2 separate regions of the Mus musculus genome follow, and region 1 is linked to region 2. The links are chromatin loops, found by intact Hi-C in ENCODE. Cell type or tissue: heart. All regions are shown on one strand. Links, peaks and the distances in the headings refer to the core of each region. The heading gives the core; the rest is flanking DNA.

What was found. Hi-C counts contacts between places; a loop is a spot of excess contacts. Peaks named below come from ENCODE experiments on the same cell type or tissue, not always from the same donor. Only the 100,000 strongest peaks of a DNase experiment are listed, where the experiment ranks them.
Region 1: it touches region 2 in a loop (2.2-fold over the local background); 4 of 42 quality-filtered maps call a loop at or near these places.

Annotation. Positions count from the first base shown.
Region 1 is chr12:118,580,790-118,590,892 of GRCm38, reverse strand. No RefSeq gene overlaps it. Among named protein-coding and RNA genes, the nearest start is that of D230030E09Rik, 56 kb to the right of the region's middle. In heart, for the core only: no CTCF peak of the experiment used is centred there; no DNase peak of the experiment used is centred there.
Region 2 is chr12:118,839,108-118,849,210 of GRCm38, reverse strand. Sp8 (trans-acting transcription factor 8) reads right to left here and starts at 1,978. Exons shown (of 2, transcript NM_001379379.1): 1 at 1,870-1,978; 2 at 1-832. The coding sequence starts at 1,890. In heart, for the core only: no CTCF peak of the experiment used is centred there; no DNase peak of the experiment used is centred there; H3K4me3 peaks cover 2,618 bases; H3K27me3 peaks cover 5,295 bases.

The DNA of each region.
Region 1 (10,103 bases), core at 1,375-9,374, 260 kb after region 2:
AGTGTAAATTTTAATGTGAAGCTTCACCTTCCAAATGCTAATCCCATTTATAGAGAAGTTCATTGAGTTATTTATATAGACCTTGGGTCTGATAATGTTTTATCTTTACTTGCAAGATTTTTCTTAGTTTATAAAATTAAAATGATCCTCTGACTGGTGAAGAGGCAGGGATTAAAGAGAGGCAGTAGGAAGAGATTATAGAACCTGTAAAATCTGTAACCAAGGTACCAGTGGTGGAGAGAACAAGAAGGGAGAACAAGAATGGGGATCCTGAAGCTGTGTTTTGTTTGTTTTATTGCGACAATATCTCATATATCCTATCCTGACCTCAAATTCTGGTGCAGCTGAGATCCATCTTGCTCTACTGATCTTCCTACATCCACCACTCCCTCTCAACCCTGGGAGCCTCTAGGCTAAGCTTATGCAGTGTTAGGAATAGATAGAACCACGCTTGCTCATGCATGCTAAGCAAGCATTCTGCTGAGTGATTCCCCAGCCATTCTCAAGTAACTTACCTGTGGAAACTCATATAAAGCTTTTATATTTCAACACTACATTTCACGGGAAAATGTGACAAAATTGACTCCTGTAAACTAAAAATTGAGATCATGAATTCTTGAACATCTTGGAAGAGGAATATCTAAAGTCTCGTGAGTTATTTATTCAGCATTATCTGACCTCTCTTTTCTCCATAGTACATGATAGACATAAAGAAAGCATGCGTTTGATGTATGATTTATGTATATCAGCAATAATATACAAATAGTGTATCTAAAATCTAATATGGCTCACTGAGTCTGTACTGATGACTGGGGACAGAGCAGCTTAAGGGAGAACCTTAACTCACAGATCTCAGTGCCTGAACACCAGCTTTTAAGTAAAATTTCAGTCTTGAGCTCCGGTCATAAAATGCAACTGTGGAATTCTCATGACTACGTGCTGACACTCTTCCTATATCCACCTCCTGATTGTGGCAAAAGATCTACTGTGTGCTACTTGGTGGCTGTGTGCTCTTAATCTCTGACAAACATTTTCAGAGTGAGGCAGAAGGCACCGACAATTTTAACTCATCTATTCTCCAGTCCAGGTCTGATTTCCATCAGAAAGCCCAGACAAATGTGGTCAGAACGAACAATCATGACAGATGGGGACAATGGAGACCCCTTAAGACCTCTCAGCATCCTTTCCAGGAAGCTGGACTTTCTCCATCTGTAAGGAACCTGTATTTCAAACCTTTAAAAAAACAACGGATAGGTTCTCCTTTCTCCTCTCCCTCCCCCTCTCCCCCTCTCCCCCTCTCCCTCTCAGTTAGTTGACTAATATTTTTTCACTTAATAGCTTCCAATCACTTTTAAAACAAAAAATAATGAGAAAGATTAGTTAGGGACTAAGATAGTGTTTAATAAATGATAGCTTTTCACTTTTAGACTTAGCAAATACACACAGTGGGTGTAGCAAATACACATAGTGGGTGTGTACAGGGTAATCTGCATACCCTTGTCCCCTACTGCAACCTAACAAAATGCAGCCTCCACTGAGTGAATATCAGTGGCTAATTTTATTTCCTGATGACAGATACTGAAAGCACCAAAAAGTCGTTTTTGTTGCTCAAAGAGCCTTTTTAAGTTTTAATTTGATGTGTAGCGGTGAACAACCCATGGCGCATGCGCACCGGCAGTAATCTCTGGGCATCAGCTTCTTTGATGCTTTTCAACCCATCTTGGCTGAAAGTGGGTCTATTATAGGTTTTCCTGGCTCCAGCTTACATGTGTGTCTCAATGACAAGATCCCTGATAAACGGAACAGAGAACGACGAAATGGGTTCGAAATGAGCAAGTGACCATTTGCTTCTTTATCTCAGTTTCTGTCTGACAGAATTATTAAGGAAGAGTCCTGTAAAGCAGAGCTGGGATGCATTTCTTGGGCCCTGGGCAAATGAGTTACATCTCTTGCAGAGCAGAAGAAAAGCATCTGCCCCATCTGGTATCACCCTTTTAAGGAAGAGGAGGAGAACTCATGCTCAGAGGTAGAATCCACCTTTGAAGTTTGTGCTCCCAGTTTTGAGGAAACCATTCATTGTCTCAAAGATTATTTTGAAGCTCTTGGCTTCCTCACCTAAGTCCCCAGTCCAAATGGGAGAGGATGGGGAAGAACATTGGCTGTGGATTAGGTTAGACTTGGGATCAGCTTGTAATTGGTGTTGAGAGATGTTGAACAAGTTTTTGGTTTCACAGTGAATCTGGAAGAAGTGTTATTTTATAGAAAGCCTGAAGCATAGGGAAGTTTTACCCCTTCCCCATTTGAATCCTGTGTCTGGCTGATACCTATTTTTAACTCCAGACCACACCAGTCATATTAATAATGTATCCTCAGGCCAATTACCCAAACTCCCCAAACCATTGTTTTCTTAACAGTAAATACACCTATTAATAGTCTTTCTGGCTTTGGTAATGGGTGACAAGACAACTAACATGTACATGCCTGGCTTTGAATCTGACATACAGAAGAGAATCATATCTTTCCAGTTGGTTCAGTTTTCAACAGAATTTGTATCCTGAAGTACATTGACTTGTATTGAAAGGAGGAATCAAAGCTCTCACAAAGGCCAGGAAAGGTCAGATGTGGACTGCATGTTTAAATGATAATTTCAAATTGTCAAACAAATCTAGTTGCAAATCTTAAATTGCAGAGAATTGTGTTCCAATTTTATTCTCTATGGGTGAAATAATTGAAAATCAGAGAAAGAATAAATTCTAATTCACTACCCTTAGTTTCAGATGCAGGTAGAGTTTCCAAAGCAACGCGTTCAATATTCAGGTAAAATGTTACCTCCACTATACAGTGAATTTTTTTAAATACCTTTATTGATTCTATTCTGTTATGTTCTATATAAATTAAAACGATGAAATCATATCCATTTAATAATTGCAAGTAGATATCAGAAATTATTTGACCATTTTTTGAAGTGCATTCTTTTGTACTGCACTTCTGAAATTATAGTCTAAGTATAAATGTGAGGTAGTTTAGAAAAATCCAATTTGCATTCAGTGTTTCAGAAACACATCTATTATATTTAGCCAAGAACACTCTTTAGAGCTGATAGCAGCAGTTGAAGAGGTTTATCTTAAGAGGACAACAATTAACTGAAAACACAAATAAAAAGATTAACATGCTTGATTTAGTTCCCCAAAGAAAGTCATGGAGGACTAATAAGAAAGAGCAAGTGGTTTAAAATAAGATCAGACTATTTTTAGATTCAGTAGTTGACCCCAGCAACGATCATTCCACAAACTCCTGCATGGAATGATGTGTGTTTGTAACTGAAATATGAGCAGCCAGCTTTCTTTAAACTTTAAATCTCACAAGACTTGAGAAGATAACGATACTCAATAATGAACCCATACTTGCCTGTATGTTGGAAGAAGTTGTGGTTGATCCATATTTATTATTATATTAGCATGGTGGCTTTTCTTTCTGTTTGTCCTTTCCCCGTAGATAATATTTAGTCATTATTAAAGAGCAAAAATGAGGAGTAAGTTCTAATCTGTGCTTCAGGAAGTTTTCAGAGAGTTAGTGGGTGAATATTTAGACAAAGCACACACAGTATAAGGTTAAGAATTCCAGAAGGTACTATGTAAATTAGTGATTCCATTTCTGCTGCTTTTCCTAGGGGTAAAACAAGATGGAGAAATCTGCTTAAACCCACTTTATGATACAGCACCACTCACCATGAGCAAACCACCTTTCCCAGGATGGCTTATTTTAAGCTGAGTTGCTTATATGAAGGGATTTGTCTTTATTAAAGTACCCTTTTGGTGCTAGAGAGATGGCTTTGCCACTAAAAATACTTGTTGCTCTTGTAAAGGACCCAAATGTCTCATAACCACCTCTAACTCCAGTTCCAGAGCATCTGACACCCTCTTTTGGCCACTGTGGGTACTCCACACACATAGAACACAGACATGCATGCAGGCAAAACACCCATACACATAAAAAAAAAAATAAATGAATCTTGTTTTTAAGTTCTCTTTGCTTGGAGTGGCAGAGCTATCCCAGCTCACAGATGATTAGGCATCACGATACTCGAGATGAGAGCATAGTTCAGAATTTATGCCATTAACATAAAGGTCTGCCTCTTTTTCGCATTGCTCACGGGGATTGTCTCCATTCTCTAGAGCACATCAGATGCTGTCATTTTTCTCTGTCTGCCTTCCCCAAACCTGACTCCATAGTGCTGGATAAAGTAACCTCTCTAGTGGTGCCTGCTTCCACGCCTTGCTGATTGATCATTTCGTTCTCTTCCTCGTGTGCTTAAATACAAGTCCCAGAGAAGAGCACTTCCAGACCTAGAATAAAGACAACAAAAATCACTGCTCTCTGCTACCTTCAGAGATCTCTCAGGGTATAAGGAAATGAAATGAAAGGGGCATTTCTTCCTTTTTAAGTTCTAAATGTGGGTTGATCTTTTTCACTAAAAATGGTAGCTCACAAAGTCATCCTAGCGAGGACAGGAATGTGTTTCTTACTTATATATGATTGCAAAATAGGCCCAGTACTATATATACTGGGCCCTCTGTGATAGTCCCTACCAAGACAGCTATAAACAAAGGGCAGGCAGATACTTCCCTGAAGCCATGGCTGTTTCTATGTCTCCATAGTACAAGAAGTGTTCTTTTTCTTCCCCAGCTAGAATTCAGGCTGTTTACAAGAAAGAACAAATCATGCCTGTGGTATGAAAGGAAGAATTCTAAGGTGTTCCCATGTGAATACATTGTCACAAACCTTTGAAGCCAACTGGCTTGAAGGTATTCCCAATTAGCAGGCTTAGTAGTGGAGGTGGTTGTTCATACTGATTCTGTACATCTTGGCCTGGTCTTTTACTTTTTCTATGCTTCCCTTGGCATAGGAGATCATATATGCACTTGGGGTCAGAGTGGGGTTATAAGAAGAGCAGTTCCAGACCTAGAATAAAGACAACAAAAATCACTGCTTTCTGCTACCAGTGATATCTAACAATGTGTGTCTTGAGTCCACATGCCTCCTATTTACTTGCTGTGGTATTTCCTTCCTCTGAAGGAAATACTTTTTACAATATAGCTAAAATGGGAGAAAACCCTCAGCATGATGAGATGGAAATACTTCTCAAAGGGAAGATATAATTTGCTTAGTAGGTAGAACTGTTGTTTCTGCCTGCACAGTTCTTAATACTTCACCAGCAAAAGTATCATGAATGGAAGGGGGAACGTTCACACAGCTTGCACATGCATATACGCAAATGAGAAAGTCACTAAGGGACATGTGTTAAACACACATTTGAACACAGACTTTATTATTCCACAGAATCATTTTTATTCACAGTTACCTCTGTGACAAAAATCTTTGTGTAAGACTTGTAGTTCACATTCTATTCTCTCTAATTGACCATAATAATCAATTTCTTTTACCAATATTTCATCTTAACCTGACAGAATCCTAGGTCTCCACATCTTACTCTACTTCAAACAAAAAAATTTGATACATAATCAAGGGATATGATTTGAGTCTTTAAAAAACCGTTAGGGAAGGCAGCCCTCAGAGAAATACTGTTAATATTTCTGATATTAAGATATCTGTTTCCCATATTTGAAATACCCAGAAAGAATGGAATCTAAATATTTAAATATCTCATAGGAAAATATCTGACAACTGGAAAATGTCTTAAAAGCCTATAAACCTGGCACTAGATAATCAGAATCAGCTAACAATTCACCTTTATTAAAGCATTTCAAATGATCAAGTCACTGATGCGTTTTAATACCATAATGGCATAATACCCTTGCCTCGGAGAGGCAACGTGATCACAGACTAAGCAAGTTCAACTGCTCAGAGTGTTTTCATAAGCTCAGGAATATCACTCCATAAGAAATGCTTCTGGTATGAATGATGAGATTTTGAGAAAGTACCATTTTGGTATTAAATGATCTGGTTCCTGGGGGTTATAAATTACCCCAAGCCCAGTTCTCTTTCACTTCTTCCCAGTTCCCATTCTCCCTGATGACAAAGAGAGTTCTGAGTATGGAAGAAATGAACCAAGCAATGGGGTGAACGAGAACCTGACCCTACCGCGTTTCTCTTCCTCCTCCCTCCCACCATTTTGTTATGTGTAATAACGGAGCGTGCAGCAGGAAGTAATCAACAGAGATGCACAGAGCCTGGAAGCAACAAAAGGGCAACGTTTGCTGCCAGGAAAGTAATCTTAACTCGCAGCTTTCATTGCAAGGCTAACACTCATCCTCCTAAGGATGGAGAAAAGAAGTAAGCTGTCACGCTGTACTCTCTTTACAGGAGCTAAGGGACCCAAGGTCTCATCACAGAAGCCCTGAAGATAAGGGATGGGGAGTGAAGCAATCATCATCTGGGGGAGGAGCCTGGCTTCTGTGCACGCTGGAGATCGCTGTGTCTCTTCCCCCGCAGAGCTGGGTGAGTCTAGGACAGACATTGGCGTGGGGAATGCCAATCAGTGGTCTGTTGGCCCCTTGTTGCAAATTCAAAACATTGGCAGGTTACAGGCACTTATTTTTAGGCCACAAAGGGCTGACTCCACTTTCTCTCATGCATAGGCATGTTAACTGGGGTCTCAAACTCCTAAAGGTTCTGTAGATGCATCCTGCTCAGCTGTGCAGGTGGTTTCCTGACCTCCTCTTTCTCTGATCCATACTATCTCACCTCTGGGCCCTGGAGTCACCGCAGGACCTCACAGTTGGCTGTAGGAAACAGATTGCGGAGGTCTGAAAAAAATGTTTCTGGCAAATACCTCCCCAAGCTGGAGCATGTGGGGTGTGTGTGTGTGTGTGTGTGTGTGTGTGTGTGCACTCACACACTGCTTCCTTTTATTGGCACATGAGTTAAATGCCCAGCAGCCATTTCTTGGCTGAGTTCCATTCTCACTATAGTTGGCGCCTGTAGAAATGGCTTTGGCTCCGGCATCTTCTCTGGGACTGTCTATCGTGAAGAATTTGCGTACCAGTTATGATTTCTATTTTTATGAATACTTGAAAATACATGCCTCGCATAAGAGTTCTGACCTCCTTTTATCTTTCCAGTGGAAATTCTTCCATAAAGAGGTGTCATCTCTTTTATACAATTATGTTTTGTGTGGGCTATTTATAGTGCTGTGAAAATTAGAGAATGTGGTATTCCTTTTGACTTTCAGAAAAATTGTTAAGCGTCAAATTGCATGTCAAGGGAAAAATGATCTTATGAAAAAAACTAACAGGCTTCGCGGTCTTCCACGATCCCATCACCGCTCCACTCCCATATACACAGAACATGAACATAAAACAAAGTAGCAAAAAAATAAAAACCTGCTTTGTCTGCTTGGATGCAATTGGTTCGCAGCTGAGAGGCTTTTTTACAAATGCAAGTCTGTGGTAAAGGCTTCCTGAGAGGAATGACCGTGGGGCTGACTGCCTGAGCCTAATGTGTACGGTATTAATTGGAGCTTTTCTCCTGCTGCCCTTTCTTCTGTTGGAGTCGCTCATGAAAACGCAAGGTGTGCCATAGACTTTAAGAGCTTTCATGTCACCTGGGAGCACTCTCTGCTGATGGAGTCACTCAAGAACAGGCGAGGTATGCCGTAGGACTCTGAGAGCTCTCGGGTCACCCAGGACACTCGCTACTGACATTTACTTTATCTTTGCTGTCATTTATGTGGCTGTCAGAAAGAGCAAAATTGTCATTGTATCTAAAAACTGAAAATATATTAAACCAAAGAAAGAACTAAATGTCTCTCTCTGTGGCCATCCATTTAAATGTCAAGGGCATGCCTCCATATTCTAGCACCCTTGAAAAGGAAGAAAGACAAGCATCAGGTAGGAATCTTCACAAAGTATGCAAGAACTTTCTTTCCTCAATATTTCTCTCTCCCCCTCCTCGTCCTCCCCTCCATCATCTTTGACTCACACCTGGTCTTGAACTCAGACAATCTTCTTGTCTAGGCCTCCTGAATATAAGGACTGTATGTGTCCACAGTTATGCCTGGCTAGGAAGAAGTTTCTTTCTAAACATAGTTAAAACAGTCAAAAATCTTACAGATATGCTTACATTTATTAATAAATATATAAGAAATGTAAATGCTAAGAAAATAATAGGTGGCATAATTATGTGTAATGTGAATTCTCAGAAGTTTGTGCAAGGAGTAAAAGAATTCTAAGAGACCTTGAGGACCAGTGTGCAAGGAGATGAAGGCCAAGTTCTGGGTTGACACACTTTGTGGGGAGAGTGTTTGTGAGCTTGTTCAGCACGAATCCTGGAATAGATTCTAGAATCCCGCTGGATATGACTTCCTTGGGTAGGTTAGCTCAAAACCATGTTCAGTACTTTGTTAGCAATATCTCCAACCATTTACCCACCTAAGTGTTTTTTGGTTTGGTTTGGTTTGGTTTGGTTTGGTTTGGTTTGGTTTGGTTTGGTTTGGTTTGGTTTGGTTTGGATTTGGTTTGGTTTGGTTTGGTTTTGGTTTTTGGTTCATAAAATGATCATTAAACAATGGTCCTCCCACACAACAGAAAATACTCATCTACCAAGAAGAATAAATGGCTAATGCACACAATGAAATGGATGATCAGGGTTCATTATAGGTGATCAGAAAGGTTGTATGTGCAGAGTTCCTTTTGATGGCATTCTGTAAAACTCTAAGGCAGGAAAAAAAAATCACTAGAATTTGTCAGAAGGTAGATTGTTGCACTCAAGAGACCGGGCCCTGCACCTGGCCTGGGAAGCATGGAAAGCAGGCCCTGGTGGCAAAGTTGCTGGTGAGTTAGCCCTCAGGATGTGAGAGCAGGATTGCTGCCCCTGCTCCTTGCCAACTGCAGCATGGGTGAGCTAGTCAGGGCAGTACTGGAGAGCTCACCCTGGCGTCGCTGGCACAGGAAACTGCTGGCGACAAACTCAGCTACTTCCCAGTCCCTGGCCCACGGTTTGAATTAGCCCAGTCCATTGACAAACTCAGCTACCTCCCAGTCCCTGGGTCATGGCTTTGAGTTATCCTAGTCCATATCTACCACATCTATGATCTGCTGGAGCATGTGAAAGATTCTGCAGATCCAAAGCTGCAGGATCTCCATGACACAGGGCAACAACAGGATATCTGAGAGGAGTCCCAACAAGGATCCAGTACTGACAGTGTAGCAGAAGTCAGAGACCTAGAGCCAGACCAATGACTCAATGCAATGAACATTTGGGAGTAAAGATGTGTGGACAAAAAGATATACTATGTACACATTGAGACACATTACAGCTTCCATGACGAGATTTTTTTTAATTCTATCTTGTTTTGTTTTATTTTAGGGGGGAGGTTGCAGAGGGCAGATACAAAAGAACTGGGAGGTAAGTGGGATTGGAGTGCACAATGTAAAATTCACAAAAAAATCAATAAAAAGTTAAAAAGCACAGTACAGCTCAATAAGATAAAAGAACTATAGATTATAACAAGTTATATAATTGTGTTTGTCAAATCCTGCAAAACTATATACTTACAAGGATGAATTTTGCTATTTGTAAATTTTACCTCAATTTAAAAAAATATCAAGTCCATTTCATTACAAAACAAATGAGATGGAGAGATGGTTAAGAGCACTTGCTGCGTTTGCAGAGGACCTGGTTCAGTTCCCAGCCTGTCTATCAAACATCTCATTCTCCTGTAACTCCAGCTCCAGAGAATACCATGCCCTCTTCTGGCCTCTGCAATTACCTGTAGGTATATGAACAGCATATACACATAAACTAATTTTTAAAACAGTAAAAAATACAAATATGTAAACTGGCTAATAATAAACTCACATATTTATAAGGAATCTATACAGGTTAACTAATATTTTAAAAGAATGGTTGACTTTTAACTTTTATTTATGTTTTTTAAGATTTTTTTTAAATTTTATGTGCATTGGTGTTTTGCCTGCATGTTTGTCTTGTGTAAAGGTGTTGGTCCCTGGAACTGCAGTTATAGCTAGGTATGAGGTGACATGTGGGTGCTGGAAATTGAACCCGGGTCTTCTGGAAGAGCACTGAGCCACCCCTCCACTAAGCCATCCCTCCAAACCCATGAATATATATTAAAGTCTGAT
Region 2 (10,103 bases), core at 782-8,781:
CACCGCTACTGAATGCGGAGTGGCTCAGGCCGGAATAATCCGAGTTGTAGCCTCCCAGCGGTGAATGCAGCGACGTCTGAAGGCCCCCGGCCGCCGGGTGCAGCGAGCCGGGCAGCGCTGCCGCCCCATTGGGGTTCTGCACGTCGATCCAGCCCGCGCCCACATCCCACCAGCTGGAGGCGCCCGCGGAGCCCACGTCGGCCGCGGCGCCAAGGCCCGGGTGCGAAGGCTTGAACCAGGACTCATACGGGTGCGCCATTCCCACGCGCGGGTAGATACCCTGCAGTCCGTCCACCGACGTGTGCACCTTGGAGATAAACACTGGCTGATGGGAGCTATCCTGCGAGTGCGCTCCGGAACCGCCGCCGCCTCCCCCGCCGCCGCCGCCGCTGCCCCCCGAGACGCCCGGAGCCTGGAACACAGAGTAGTCGTTGGCAAAGGGCGAGCTGGAAGCGGCAGCCGCCGCAGCTGCTGCCGCTGCGGCGGCGCTGCTGGAGGTGAGAGAGAAGGCGCTGGAGCCGGGCGAGCCTCCGCAGCTAAAAGAGTCGGACACCAGGGCTGCGGCCGCCGCTGCTGCCGCCGCTGCCGCCGCTGCGGCTGAGGAGGAGCCGCCGTTCCGGGAGGCCCCCGACACACCGAAGCTAGAGAGACTGGAACCCACTACGTTGCAGCTGCCGGAGGAGGAAGACGAGGAGCGTTTCCAAGGGTGGAAGCCTTTACCGAAGGAAGAAGAGCTGTCCGACAGGGAGGAGGGAGACGGGCTGGGGCTGCCGATCTTATTACAGGTAGCAGCAAGCATGGCCAGAGGAGTGGATCCCAACCTCGGTTCTTCCTGAGACCGGAGCAGAGAAGAAGGGTGGGGGAGGGGTAGTGGGCAAAGGGCCGGTGGGGGAGGGAGGAAAGAAATGTGTATTAGTCCCCTGGTAGCCTCCAGACGCCCCACTGCTCCCCATCTCTAGCTGCTGCACACTGCCACCAACTTACCCTGCACCCCCAGCTGCCCCGGCGCCCGGCTGCCTCCTACTCTACAGGAGGGGACAAGTTTGGCGGCGAGCGTCTGATTCTGGAGCAAAGCGCCACGCTAAAGAAGAGTTTAACAAGAATTCTCAACTAAGACGGCACTCTTGTGTTCACAAAGCCCTAGACGCTTTCGATCAAACGAACAGAAAGTCCAAATCCAGACTAGGGAGGGAGAAGTTTCCTTTTTACCTTACAACCTGGGGAAATTTCTGGATTGCGTTTAAGATCACTACACTGCAATCCCAAGAGAGCTTTGAAAACTCTTTTCAGATCCCCCTCAACCCATCCTTAGTTGCTTCTCCCCGGCTCTTCCATTACTCGCTCTTCCATTTTTTTCTTCTCTCTCTCTCTCTCTCTCTCTCTCTCTCTCTCTCTCTCTCTCTCTCCACCCCCTTCATCTCTCTCTCTCAATATATATCTCTCTATAATGGTAGAAATAAGACGAGCTCAACGTACCTGCAATACAAACCGGGCTGAGGAAAAATATTAAGGGGAAGGGGGAGAATCTGCAGTATGCCCAGGAGGGAAAAACTTACTCGCGTTCCCCTTCGAAATCGTCGAGTGTATTAGGGGCTATGCTCAGTTCTCCCGAGCAGGGAGCGGCCAGGCTCTGCGAGGTGGCGGGTCTCAATGCCCTACGAACCTTTCCTGTGCTGAAAAAAAAAAAAGTGGCTCTGCCTCCTCCCCCCCCCCTTTCTTTTTTCTAAACTCACTTGTATTTAGGGGGGTGGTGGTGGCTCTCAATAGAGAGACTGATAGCCCGTGGCCTGGCCGGGGCGACTTTAACCCCCTCCGATAGGCAATAAAAGGAAACTAATTAAACCAGCAAGAGAAGATCCTGAGACTCACCCCTAGAAGTGAAGTTGCCATCACACAGAAGCGCCCTCCTCCTCTCAGAGGATCTTTTTTATATTGATAAATCAGAGGCAGTGTTTTTTTTAGAGGTGTGCAATACAATGATCAGTTCCGCCCATTCCGCCACAATTGTAGCTCCCTCTCCGGCTTTGAAGTGCCGCGGAGGCGCGGCCAGCCAATCTGTGGCCTCGCCGGGCCGCGCGGCGCGCGCGCCGTGAGGTCATCGGCGCCGGCGGGAGTGTGGGGGTGCGAGTGTCGCAGAGTGTGCGTGTGCGCGCGCGTGAAAAATGATCGCGAGTGTGACCCACCTCGGAGAGAGCAGTGTAGAAAGCGGAGGGGTAACTGGGCAGGGTCGCAAAAACCGTGACCTAGCAAGGGCAGAGAGTGGTCGTACAACCACCGAGAGCGGGCCGAGTAACTACGTGTGTGACAAAAGGGGTCAGGGACAGAGCTGGAAAGTGTGTAAGGTAACTGAGTCCTTCTACCGTAGGGAGTCAGGAGCGACAGTACGTTCAATCCCGGGTGTGGAGAGGCGTGCACCCGTTTGGTGTAGGTGGAGAGTGGGTGCGCGCGATCGAGAGGGAAGACCGACGTGTGCGTGCGCGCGAGCACCAAAGCTAGGGGTAGGGAACCGAAACAATACAATAAAGTGTACGTGCCTAAGAGATTGGCGGTCTGGATAGAGAAACTGCGAAGTTGAGTGAGGCCAGTAAATAAACGCCCCAAGTCCTATCTTCAAGTTACTAACTTCCTCTGCCCTTTGAACATAAAAAAAGGAGTGACCCCCCCCCCCCAGCTTCCTGGACTCTTTCAGTATAGTTTTGAAGAAAATCTTGATACTTACCTTCCATTTCCTGATGTTTCGGTCAAATAGAAAGATTGGAAAGGGGGTAGTGATATGGTGCAAGTGTGCGCCTGCGCCTTTGAGTCCTTACTTAGATCTGGCCGCCCTTACCCTCTACCAGAGGTGGGATTCAAGCTTTGGAAGTGCACGTCCTGGAGGAGGTGTGTTTGCCCCTTGGCATGCAGTAAAATTACAAAAGGATTAGATGGAAAGAGGAGTAAGAGGGGGTGTGTTTTTCTCCCATTGGATGAGAAATTGAGGAGCATTTTACCCAGTTTATAAGTTTTCTCAGGTAACCCCACTGTGCCTTTCTGACAGAAAAATCAGAATGACTGAAATCTGTTGGTACTATTTATGTAAGAATGGAGGTGAGCTTTTCGGGCTGCATTTATAGGAGCATCTATGGTTTGAGCAAGCCATCTACCAGTGCGTTCGAGTCATCATGCGCATTTACTTCAAATTCTCTGCGTTTTAGTCACTTACTTGCTATTTTTATTATTAGTTGCCTTCAGAAATGTCATTACAATTCTGTGGTCACCACAACAGAAATTCTTAAGCCACAAAAAGGCCAGTACCAGTATGAAAGGAGAAAATCTAGTCCTTGGAGTCTTGTTGAATATTCATGCATTTTAAAACCACAATAATTCCTATTTTACCCTGTTAGGAAGACTCTCAGAAGTCTAATACTAAAGGGGAATTGATTAAAATGTGAGTAGATGACAGAACTGATGTGTTTTGACTTGGGAGACTTTTTTTTTTTAATTGGTTGTTCTCAAGTGTATTGCAGGTTCTGAAGATGTCAAAAATTAATTCTCCTGGGTTATGCAGAAGTCCAAAGTAGGGCTTCATCCTTTGCATAAATTTCACCTGCACAGTTAGACCTAATGTTTGTTGTGCAGGGATTTGCACTTCTGAGCCTTTTTTTTTTCATGTGCAGGGGTATTGACTGTACATCATATCTATTGATTAAGGGAGTAAGGGACATCCACATACTTAGAAGTAACTGTGAAGTAAATTAATGAACTGCTTTCTTTCTCTGAAAGCTAACGCTTACCATAAATGTCCTGTTTCTCTCTGCAAGCCCCTCTGAATGATTTTAGCGTGTTGAGAAGGCGTGACAGGACAGCCCAGAAGGAGGAAGGGGTGGGGGAAGGAGGGAACTCCGTTTAACAAATAAAAGAGAATTAACTTCATTGCTTTGGTCTCCTTCCATAATGATATTCATTTTAAGAACCTAATATACAGTTGTTCAAATTTGGGGTTTAACGTTAATCAATACCATCACCCTCAAAGGTGGAGGGAAGTGCTTTGAAGGAAGACTCCTTCTTATGAATAGTTATTGTATCTTTTTATCCTCCTATCTTCTGGAAGAAAAGGAGGCAGGGTTATTAAAAAGTTAAATGCTGAGCATGAGAGTAAACAGAGGCGTTAACCAGTTTCCTCAAAAATTCGGGAATTAGAAAAACTCAGCATCATGTGACTGCAGTTCTGAGCTACTCCATTTTAGGCTAATGCTAACATCTTTCATTTGTAGAAGTGCATTTAGAATCACATGCCATTCTTCCTATGACAATGAGTCACAATGTTGGTGTGAATTTAGTGAAGATGCTAGATTCTTCCATTTGCATGAGGTTTGCTTTCAGCACTGAGGGTTTGTAAAGGTTTGTATATATAGCTTACACTAGAAAATATTTATCAGTGTGTCACTGATGTATGGTATACATACACATTTAAATTTACACATTCAAGTTACTCCCATTATGAAAGTGGGAGATTGCTGAAAGACTTCTTTCTCCTTTGCTTGATTTCCTGTCTTCCCTTCCTCCATGAAAGGGATAGTGTGTGTATAATGAGGTTATCAAACAGCAGAGTTAAAACACTCATAGTCTGGCTTCTACTTTAAATGAAACTACTCTCAATGACACCCCCAACACCAACACACACACACACACACACACACACACACACTTTGAGAAGTAACTCAAGCACACTTGAATCCTGTCCTATGAAAGAGAAGATGACAGATACAGCTGGTCTGGTTAAGCCATTGAAGGCAGAGTTCAGTTCACCTGTTTTGATATTAAGCATTGTTGTGCAGTATTGTACTTAATAATTGAGATGGTTAGAGAAAAGGAGGAAGAAATACAGGAAGTTCAGCTTCCCAAACATCAGTTAAAAGTTTCCCCTACACAACAAGAACTTTAACATGCTGCAAAAAACATGCTTAGACAGTGTGCTGTTTTCTTGCAAACCTGTGGGATCCACTATCAATAAAGCTAAAATCTATTAGCATTCTGTATGCATCTGCAGCATAAATTTCATTTGAATTTCAAATTTAATAAACCAGGAGGTTTTTAATCATCCCTGGTTTTATTTGTTTGATATTAACATGCTTATTGACCGGGTCTGGTGACCAGTTTGATCATTACAGGACAGCAAAAAGTTAATTAAAACGACCACAGCCCCTTAATCATATCATCTGTCTCATCCATGTCGCTCTCTTTATTACCGGTGATGATGGATAGTCTCCCAGATTAATTTCTCTGTTTCTTCGATTTGGACAACAGCTTTTGGGACCTAATTTACATCCTGGGAACTACTTGCCGAAGTATAGCTAACACCTTGCAGCTACAATGTATATATCACCTTCTCTTTAGCTGCAGCAGAGAAAGGGAGTGTATGTTGTTGTTCTTGTTTTAGGTGGTGGTGTTTTTATTTTTTAGAAGAGAGAGAGAGAGAGAGAGAGAGAGAGAGAGAGAGAGAGAGAGAGAGAGAGAGAGTGTGTGTGTGTGCAGGCAGTTTTGGTGCTGGGAAACTCTCACAACCAGAGAAATGAGGTTATAAAAGGAAAACAGAGGTCTGGATGTCTGCTTTCTCCTTCCAGAGAGCGGGGAGTGAGATATGCTGCTTCTGCCTCTTGATTAATAGATTAAAATGTGTAGATTCCAAGACAAGTAAATAAAGCCATTTGTAACCACTAAACACAAATGGGAATTTTATCATTGAAAACATCAAAGTTTCTTTCTTACTGCAAATACAGTTTCGAATGCAAGTGTGGTCTGACATATACACGGGTTAACGGATAAAAAAGGGGAAGGAAGAAAGCTACGGGGAAAGCCTGGTGGGAGAAGACAGGGAAGCGGAGCGCGTCGTACCTCCGCAGGCTACGGATAAGCCAGCTGCTGGCTTCTGGGTTGCCCAAGGCTTGGCTGCAACTCCCCAGCTTTGCTAAGCGACCGGGGCTGTCCTCCGCGACTGAGCGCGCTGCCAGCGGCGTGCGACCCTGGCAGGAAAGGTGGGAAGGGGGTGCTTCACTCTCTCCTCAGTGTGGGCACCTGGTGCGGAAGCGCGCAGGCTACTAAATAAAGCAAGTGGGGCCGAGCGCCTCCAGCGCCCGGGGGAGAAGAGGGCTGAGCCAGGTGGGGGTTGGTGGGGGCTGTTGGGAATTCTGTGGTCAAAGTTTCTCTCCTGTTGAAAAGAAAGCCTGGCCAGGAGTGGACCTGTGGATTCCTGAGGGCCCCTCCACGGCCCATCCCTGCTCTCGGGTGGTTCTACTTAAGAACTTGCCTGACATTTCCTGGGAAGGGATGTAATAAAAGCCCCTCGCTGGTGGCAGATTGTTGAGCCGTAGGTGGGAAGGGATCAGTCGGCTAGAGCTGAGAGAGGGCTGTATTTTCCTGATTGGAAAATGGGAACTTCCACGCTGAACAATAGCCCCTATTAGCAAGGTTATTCGGTTTCAACTGTCCGGCCACATTTACAGCCGGGTCCTTACTTTCCTGGCATTGCTTAATTGGATGTATTTGTTGGCCACAGCGAGGCCGCCATGACTCTTGAGCTACTTGCCGGGGACTCTTGGGGATGCAAAGCATTATTTCTCGAATAAAATGGAAACGAGTATTTCCTTTTCTCTTTACCTCTTTCTGAGTCGACTCAATATTTTCTTCCATTTCTCCTTAAAATTTATCGCTTTTCTTCTCTGTCGCTTTAAAGTATTCAAAGTTAGGAACACTTTTTAATTAAAAGATGTATACCGGTTTAACCTAGGGTATTATGATCTTTGATTTACTTTACTAGGTAATTCAAATTGTATATAGTCAGAAGACAAGGACTTGCCCCCATGGATCAAACAACCTTAACAAATTACCAAGACTCAAACCTCCACTCTGTGTGTATAGCCTATTTAAATGAAGAAAACAAAACACATTTTTCATATGCATACTCATATCTTCATTTCATATTGAAGTGGCCTTATTCTACCTCTGCAGGCATACAGTCCATGGTTAATTTTTTTATTCGTCTTTCCCAGCCTATAGACGAAATTGATAATCAGTTCCACAGCTTTTCCATTCTTCTTCACCATGTAAAAGAAGAAAACACTTGTTAGGAAAAGGGTTTGCTTGTTTTCAGAGGATGGTGTTGCTGTTCTTGTGCAAGACTGTTTTGTAAAAAATAAAGCAGCGTAGACATTCAGATGAGTGTCTGATTTTTTTTTTCTGGAATAGATTTGTTTGGCTGTTTTTTCTTTTGGTATTATATATTACTTTCTCACAGCTAACATGCAGAGTTAAAAACTACTAAATTCTTATCCGTAACACTATTGATTTCTTTTCATTCTGTTCTGTTCCTGGGAGAAGCAATGCTCCCAGCTCACCCAGTTGCCTGCTCCTCCAGACGGTTGACAATTGCAATCGCAGTTTCGGGAAGATAAATGTTACTTTGGGAATTGTGTCTAATTACAAATAATCTAGGAGCTGCTCTGAGTCTCTGTGCTCTGCCACACATGTATTCAAATCAGTGTACAGGGTTCCCGAATGGGGATGTTTGTGACCAGGGTTTTATAGTTCACTTTCTAAATCCATGGAACAAACTAGTGTGCTTCTCCTTGAGCTCCATCACCAGGACCCAAGAGATTACACAGATCAAAAACCATCCAAAAAGTGTGTGTGTGTTGGGGGGGGGGGAGGTTGTGTCAAAAATACTAGAAAGCCCAAGGAAGAAAATGTTCATTGGAGATACTTTCAGCTTAGTTTTATTCATATGAGTTCATGGGATACTTTACACAAATCCTTTTTTTTTTTAAATAGGGAGCTTTTTTTTTTTTTGACCTTACATACGTGAATTTTTCTTCGTGGGTTATTTTTCTGCAGGAATTCTGTGCCTTTCTGCTGAAATCACTCAATGGTTATGTTTTACTGTTCCTCTAGTAACTGCTGCTACCTTTGTGTGTGTGTGTGTGTGTGTGTGTGTGTGTGTGTGTGTGTGTGTGTGTGTGTGATTCTTTGCTTATATGGCAGTCAATTAGTGCTGGTGTGTGTGTGTGTGTGTGTGTGTGCGCGTGCTTGCTTGCTTGCTTTTTACTAATAGTATTATTAACAAGAAAAAAAAAGTGAGGAACAGGTTATTCTCTTAACCTGACCTGGCTGTAAGAGCAAGATGAGCAGCACTGAGCAGATGTCCCCATTTAAGCCGTTCTTTTCCCACATGCCTGCTGGATATTGCAGGCGCGCAGGAAGCTCGCTTCAAACCTGGCCCATTTCAGGCCATAATGGCCACGTTATTTCGGCCCAGTGAACACGAACAAAATCGTGAGCTTTAGAATCATTCGATTCTGAGTCCAGGAAAAGCGGGGGGGGGGGGGGGGTGTGGTGGTAGTGGGGGTGGCTAGGGAGGGGTGTGTGTGTGTTGGGGGGGGGTGATTTCATCTCGGATCGCAGGAAGAGAACTTGCTCAAAAGAATTTTCCCCAGCAAATATAGTATAATTTACAGCGCAACTTAATAATCCGAAGGGCAATGCAAAAGCCCTTTGCGTTGTAAACCGCTTCTAATTACCTGCCAGAGCAATTAGCTGACTATCACGAAGAAATTAGATCGCTCAATGTAGCATAAATAATGCGAATAATTTTGTAAGAAGAATGGAAAGCGAGACCTGGTGTTTCTTTATAAGGAAATAACACCTCGTACTGTACGAGCCCTCCATGAACACATATTAATGTCTAGGCATGCATGGCAATGAGTCCAGGCAGGAGCCCTCTGGCTGCAGTTCAGCACTTTTTCCGTTTACGTATGCGGGGTGAAAGTCGGCTTCCAGGCGTTCGATCTCCAGCCTTCCAGCTCACAGTAATTAACACATAGCGACTTCAATGGGAAAACCTGTTTTCCAGATGATTTTTACAATGCAGCTTTATGTCTCATTTGGCAGTTTAAATAGCTGGAGTTGTTTTCTGGCTTCATCTCCACTATCATCTGTTGAGCATATTTTGCTTAGAATATTGAATCCTAACCAAAACTCGGGCACAGGATTGACTTTTATTCTCTTAAGTGGGGATAACAGAAGCCACTTTAAAACACACACACACACACACACACACACACACACACACACACACACACCACTCACACATACAAGAGGTAGGGATTCTTATGAGGAGTTGCAGATGTTTAGCCAGCCTGTGCATTAAGGATATTAATGTGTTTAATTGTGGCTTCTCTTGGACTTTTTACTAAAATCTACCTTCATCAGGTCTCAAATCTAGTTTGTTTCTCTTAGTGTTTCGTACCTAAGGACCCCATGTTTCTCAGTTAAATAAATCAAAAGGAAAATGAAAACCTAATTTTGGAGTAAAGTTGATAGTGCAACTGTCTGAAAACACCATTAAACTCTTTGAAATTTACTAGGTTTGTACATTAAAAATAACACGACTTCAAAAGTAATTTAGGAAGAGTTTGTCTGCCAGCATCTTCGAAACACCCCCACCTCCAGGGAGGGGGAGGAAGGGAGAGAGAAAGAGGAAGAGAGTTGCTTCTAACTGAAGGCCTTTCAGAAGCCTTAAGTGAAAGGAATTAGGAGCCCACCCACCTTTTGCTTCATTGACTAGGTAAGTCTCACATTTGAGTCAAATTAGACCATCGAGGAGAACTGGGCATTTGTGTTGGTCATACATGCCTAAAACAGCAGCTTTGCTGCGCACCTCACAGTGATCTTTTTCCCTGAGTCCTGTTCCAAGAGTTCTGCTCCAACTAGGATGGGCGTTCCCTTCCCCCATCTCAGCTCATCTCTTTATGGAACTCCTGGTACAAGTCATTCTCTAAGAATCTCTTAAGTCTTGAATTTTAGTAAGTTCTGCAGCACTTAGAAATATTCTCCTCCTAAGTAAACAACAGTTTTGCTCCTGAAAGAGATCTAGAGGGAAACTGGAGGGATCCAAGTGATTCTCTCCATCACTCTTGTCCTTTGGTGTCAGGTCTATATGCAGTCACTGTCTTAAGAGAGGCATTCATCACTTTACATTCTTTCCCACCTGAATTTTGAATTAGTGGGCGAAGGTGGGGGGGGGGCAGGCAGTAGGGTTTATACATTTTGAATCAATCTCTTTCACTTTA